2 separate regions of the Homo sapiens genome follow, and region 1 is linked to region 2. A link is a contact called in ENCODE Hi-C or POLR2A ChIA-PET data. All regions are on one chromosome and are shown on one strand. The core of a region is the stretch at or near the end of the contact, and the rest is flanking DNA. Distances in the headings are between cores, read along the strand shown. Region 1 overlaps LOC105379013 (a long non-coding RNA gene). Region 2 overlaps LOC107984116 (a long non-coding RNA gene).

Region 1 (3,077 bases), core at 234-2,733, 290 kb after region 2:
CATTTCCAGTTGAGAACCACTGGGCAAAGTAAATAATAATAGTCAGAATTTTTTTCACTTAACAATTGGCATTGTCAGTAAGTTGTTATTTAAAAGCTAGTATTCATTGAGGCCCACTATGTGCCAGGCACTGTGCTCAGCATTTTCATTGGTTTAGTCCTCAGCAAATATTTGAGTGTCTGTTCTACTAGGAACAGAATCTATAATGTGGGCTAAACACTGGCAAACTCCTGCCCCCGTGGAGCCTTTGTTATGATGAAGAGAGGTGTATTAGAACAATCACACAAACATAACGTTGCAAGCGTGCTAGGTGCTGGGGAAGGGAGATCTTTTGGAGGACTACAAAAGCAGTTTTCCAATGCTTCCTTTGAACTGGACTCACTTCTGAGACCATAGCCTGCATTAACTCATGTGGCCCTTATGGCAAAATCATGATGTAAGTACTAGTGATCAACCTTGTTTTGCAGAGAAGGAAGCTGAATGTTACATGGGCAAAAGTCATACAGAGAGTGAGTGGTGGAGTTTGGGTTTTGAACACAACGTGTTGTCTTCAGGGCCTGAGCTTTTAATTACCACCTTGGACAACTAGCAGTGGGATCTAAAGAATGAAGAGATGTCAACTGGGTGAAGAGGGGAGGGAAAAATGTTCCGAGGAAGAGGGAAAGCAATGAACATGCCTTGAAAGCAGAAGAGAGAATAAAGGACTGAAAAAAGAAAAATGCCAGTGAGGCCGGGGTGGAGAAAATGCTGGGGAAGAGAACACAAGAGAGGCAGGTGACGTGAGTGGGCATCACCCCGTTTTAGGGCCTTACAGGCCATGCTAAAGAGATTTATTTTTATCCAAAAGGCAGTGATGAGCCACAGAGTGGTTTTCAGTAGGGAAAGGACACTCTTAGGCTGCCCTCATTACCATATTTAATATTTGCAACTACCGTGAGGAAGGAATGAAAGCTATTTTACTAAAGAAACAGAAGGTTCTGAGAGAGCTGAATGCTTTGCTAAGGTCACAAGACTGAAAAGTGGTAGAGCTGGGAATGAAACTCAGTTTTCTCATTCTGAAGTCCATTCTCTGAACCAGGACACTCTGTGGCATCCTTCTGTTCTTTCGAGCACAGCCAGGTCAGGAGCACACCTTCCCTTCATGGAAGCTGTTGAGTCGGCTTTGAGTTCTGGGAATTCTGTCCCCACACGTTCTGATCTCGGTGTGGGAACACAGACACGGTTCCTTGCATCTCGACAATCACTCTTTAACTTTGGAATTTTCTAGTCTCTGTTTATTGTCTTTTACTCCAACTCCAATTCACCCTTTCACCCTGCCCACCCCTCAGCCCTGCAATTCTGCCGTGGGACACTGTACATGTGGCCTCTGATAAGAATCACTCCATTCAGAGTCGCTGGCAGGTAGGTGTCCTATTTGCTCAAACAAGCGTGAAGGTCTCCACTCCTCAGATTTCACTGCTGTGGAGCCTGGAACTGTTTGGTTGGCCTTCTTCTGTTCTTTTGGAGATAGTGTGTTTCACCCTCCAGGTAAACTTCAAACTAGTGTTCATTTAAATATTAATTTGCAATTGCACAATCCCTCCTGTGATATTACCACATTCTGTGGGAATTAGGCTGAGTGAGCCTTCTTGCTCACTTTAATCACACATTTCAGCAGTGCCGAGACTTGCAGCAGAGTCGGATTCATTCTTTTACACCATCCAAAACACTCTGCAGAGCTAACCAAATTGAAATGAGCCCCTTCATCTTACGCACGGATAATTAAACTTCAAACACTGTTTATCTCAGTCCCCAAATCCTCAGAATGCAGAAGCAAATTAATTTTAAATCTATATCTGCTTTAAATAGTAATTGTTTAATCAACAGGCTTGATGTATAATTATATTCTTTGTTCGTACTCCTTGCAGGCTTGAATAGACCACATAATTCCTGGGTTGCTTTCATTTCTGTAATTAGATCATGTGACAGATCCTTACTATATTACAGTTGACTATAGTTGCTTCTCTCCCACCCGCTTCTAAGTTTGAAAATGGTTTCTCATGAATTCTTAGATTATAACAGCCCCAGTTTAACAAGGAGCTATAAGTATTTAGCTTTAATCCTTTACTCTTCTTTGACCTAATAATTTACTAGGGAGCAAGTGAATTTTATTGGTGGCTGTGTGCTTTCAGAATTGAGAGTTCTTGTTCTCCTTTTGAACTTCTGTTTTCCCAAAAGGAATCCCTTCTTGACCACATAGAAATACATTGTCTGAACCCCTTGAAATCAATATTATCCTTATATAAGTGATAGTTGAGGTTCAAACTGAGCAAAAATAATATACTAGGGTATTGTTTTCTGATCATCTGGAGTTTCACGGAGAAAGAAGTAATTTTCTTTGTTAGAAAGCATAGATTTATCTCCAAGAATTTATTTTACATGCCTGGCTTCATCCCATAAAAATGAGAGCTGGACATTAGATAATTAGGTCAACACTGAAATCTATTCTTTAATTGGAATTTGTTTCTCCCACACAATATGCCTAATTTTCTGTGATTCTGTCTGTGCTAGAAATATGATTGCTCAGCCAATGTGGCTCTTTTTACTTCCTGTTATCAGTTGTGTCCTCCAGCCTGTTATCTTTCAGATTTGATTTCCCCAGGATCTTGCAATTCTTACTATTTTTCTCATTTTTGTTATTGAGGTATGCAAAATTGGGTAAGGTATGGTAGGTATGGCCTAATAAATACTGTATAAATTGAAAGGCATGATGGAGGTTGGAGAGAGAAAGAACATCATTCAAAAAAACAATAACAACATAAAGTGTCTATACTTAAAGCTCAAAATAACCAGGTTCTTTCCATCATATTTCCAAATTAGATCTAAGTTTGCACTGTCTCTCCTCAGTCTTCTTCCCTATATTCATTTCTTGTTTTTTTTTTTTTTTCCTTCCTGTGGAGTATCTGTGTTTTTGATTACTTTCTCTTACCTATCCAACCATACATTTTTTCAGGCAGCATCTCATTTTGCTATTTGATCCAGCTATGCATTTTTATCAATTCCATAACTGTATCCTGCACATACTTCTGTAACTGCCA
Region 2 (3,099 bases), core at 512-3,011:
AGATGATGTGTGTGTAAGAGGATGAGTGTGTGTGAGAGAGGATGTGTGTGTGAGAGGATGTGAGTGTGAATGTGTGTGAGAGGATGTGAGTGTGAATTTGTGTGAGATATATGAGTGTGACTGCGTGAGAGGATGTGTGTGTGAGTTTAGGATGTGTGAGTATGTGTGAATGTGAGAATGTATGCATGTTTGAATTGTGAGAATCTATGAGTGTATGTTTGTGAATAATGGTGTACGTTTGTCTAATCAAAGGAAATCTCATGTTTGAGACCACTAGTAAAGGATTTCTCCAAACTTCAGGATTCCTGGAATTTTAGCCAACAATATTCTCTGATATCAGCTTTACTGTGTTGGAGACACTTTCTCTGGAGCAGCTGCATAGAACGGTGTTGGTGCAGAAATCTGGAGTCAGCCTGCTGAGAGGCCTTCTCTGTGTGAACCTGGGCCAATAACCTCTCTGTCCCTTAGTTTCCTTGTCTCTGGAATGTGGATGACAGGAATAGTTCCTACCTTATAGGGTAGTTGTGAGGGTTAAATAAATGAGTTAATGCACCTAAGGCGTTTAGCATGTTGCCTGGCACATAGTAAGTGCTAAATAAATGTTAATTGTTATCAAAGTGTTGGGTAAAAGGAAACTTCATGCCCATTCTGGCTGTCATTTAAAAACGACTTAATGTTTGATTAAAATAGTCACATCAAAGGTCGAAATATATAACAAAGTGGAACGTTTCTTCTCACCTGTGTCCTCCATTCCTGCAGTTCTCACACCCCTATAAACATGTAACCACTGGAATTAATTCTTTGGGCAAACTTTTAGAAATACTTCATGCTGTAATCCCAGCACTTTGGGAGGCCGAGGCGGGCGGATCACAAGGTCAGTAGATCGAGACCATCCTGGCTAACACGGTGAAACCCCGTCTCTACTAAAAATACAAAAAAAAATTTAGCCGGGTGTGGTGGCAGGTGCCTGTAGTCCCAGCTACTTGGGAGGCTGAGGCAGGAGAATGGCGTGAACCCGGGAGGTGGAGCTTGCAGAGAGCCAAGATGGCCCCACTGCACTTCAGCCCAGGTGACAGAGCAAGACTCTGTTAAAAAAAAAAAAAAGTAAGAAATACTTCATGCATGTAGAAGCAAACACAAACATATCTCCTCCTTCTTACACAAATGACAGTGTATTATGCATATTGTTTCTATGCTTTTCCTTCACAAACATAACGATGTGGCGATCTTTCTATATTCTTACCGAATGAACTTCCTCACTATTTTTTTTAAAGCTGCATAGTATTCCGTTGTTTGGATCCACCATAACTCACCTACTCATTTTCTTTTGACGGACATTTAGGTTGTTTACAACGTCTTCCAAACTGTCTGACACGATGTTTTTACAGCCCAAATACTGGGCAGAGCCGTCTGCATGAAACATTTCGAGGAGATTATCCATGAACTATGGAAGAGCCGAAAAAAGTTCTTGTATCCTCTCTTTTTCCCCGCTTTTTGCTGTAGTAAACTGTAATCAGTCCAGCCAAGAGGGTTTTATGGGATTTGGGCTTTGTACCATCAACATTCATTAAATAATACTGGAATTTGTTCCTGCCACGGATGAAAACTTAGCCAGTTGGTAATAACTTACACATTTGCTGCCTGAAAAGGAGCAAACAGCCGGTAAGGGTGACTTAACGTGGACAGTCCGGTCACCCTTCCCCAGCACGGTGTCCATTCACCAGCAGAGGGCTCTCTCCTTTTGGGAAAAATACAAATGTCTCCGGGAAAGGTTTTAAACTTCACAGCCGGGCACCGAGTGTGGTGTTTCTCTTCTCTGCAGTGGATTGGTGTGTCGCTCCCTTGAATATTTAGGGATTAGCTGAATACTGAATTTGTCTGTGTTTTGAGTGTGTTTATGTGTGGGGTGTTGTGGAGAGGAAGAGAGTCCAGCATTCCCCAGAGGTCTGAGGAGAAAGCCTGTGACTTGATCCAGAACCAGGGATTATAGTTTTTCCCTTCTTCAGTGTATGAGGCATCCTGGCCTTGTCCTGTGTTTCAAGATTAGAAACCACACACATATATCCCAGTTTTCTGGGATATGCTTGTGAGATGATCGGGCCGTAAACCCTGTTTATATGACCCCTGGTGACTGCTCTTTCAGGTTAGTGTTCCCAAAAAGTCAGGTGAAAATCTGTCTCATTACTTTCAAGGGGAAGAGGAAAAGCACTGACCACCCCCCTACCCCAACACTTTTTTTTTTAAGGACAGAGTCTCACTCTGTCACCCAGGCTGGAGTGCAGGGGCGCCATCTCAGCTTACTGCAACCTCTACCTCAAACAATCCTCCCACCCCAGCCTCCTGAGAAGCTGGGACTACAGGCACATGCCACTATGCCTGGCTATTTTTGTATTTTCTGCAGAGGCGGGATTTCAGTATGTTGCCCAGGTTAGTCTTGAACTCCTGGGCTCAAGCGATCCACCTGCCTCAGCCTCCCAGAGTGTTGAGATTACAGCTGTGAGGCACCATGCCCAGCCGGCAGTGCTGACATTAATTTAGCATTTCCTGAGGTAGTCTAGTGAGGTTAGGCCACTGAGTCCTACTTCTCTCCATTCTCATTGGGTTGATATTCCTGCCCTTTCCATCCCAAACAGTGCAGTTCAGGAAACCAGGCTGAAGAATGTGAAATACATCGCCCAAAGTCAGACACGGAGGAACAACTGCTTCGGAGCTAGCAATTTCCTGAGCTGGAATTGCACCACTGGCCTGTAGAATCCAAACTGTTTTCTACCAGAACAACTCCTTCCCTGCAGGAAGCAGGGTGTGCACAGCTGAACCCTGGTCTGAGAAGGTTGAAGTCACTGACTCAGCCCCAGCAAGGAAGTTGCCCTTCGACTTCTGACCTCTGGCCCTGTTTGAAAACCAACTCAAATCGTTTTTCTTTTTCAGGTAAAGACAAAATGATGCCATGAATTTCTATTTTCTTTTATTCAGGGCACACCTAGGCTAATATTGAACAAACTTCAAGGAAATGGAAGACACAAGGGTTTTGAGAAACTGAATGTAGAGCCTGCCTCTTGGAAAATGGTCCATTCCCAGACCTGAGTCATTAGGGCAGGT

What was found. Hi-C counts contacts between places; a loop is a spot of excess contacts on that map. ChIA-PET counts read pairs that join two places held with the same protein, here RNA polymerase II (POLR2A). Pooled maps may share reads with other maps.
Region 1: a loop to region 2 is called in a pooled map, with 2.1 times the contacts of the local background. The contact joins two enhancer-like sites. A Hi-C loop is called at or near these places in 2 of 168 maps with a recorded cell type or tissue (HCT116 and cardiac septum) and 7 of 50 pooled maps. POLR2A ChIA-PET finds 5 or more read pairs at or near these places in 1 of 52 experiments (WTC11).

Annotation. Positions count from the first base shown.
Region 1 is chr5:68,672,042-68,675,118 of GRCh38, reverse strand. All of the region lies in intron 2 of LOC105379013 (a long non-coding RNA gene), which reads left to right. Among named protein-coding and RNA genes, the nearest start is that of LINC02198, 360 kb to the left of the region's middle. Within about 2 kb of position 1,483, at least 2 of the 41 ENCODE cell types and tissues checked have a DNase peak (open chromatin) inside an H3K27ac peak, as active enhancers do.
Region 2 is chr5:68,961,698-68,964,796 of GRCh38, reverse strand. LOC107984116 (a long non-coding RNA gene) reads left to right here. Exons shown (of 3, transcript XR_001742709.2): 2 at 2,634-2,928. Among named protein-coding and RNA genes, the nearest start is that of LINC02198, 67 kb to the left of the region's middle. Within about 2 kb of position 1,761, at least 10 of the 41 ENCODE cell types and tissues checked have a DNase peak (open chromatin) inside an H3K27ac peak, as active enhancers do.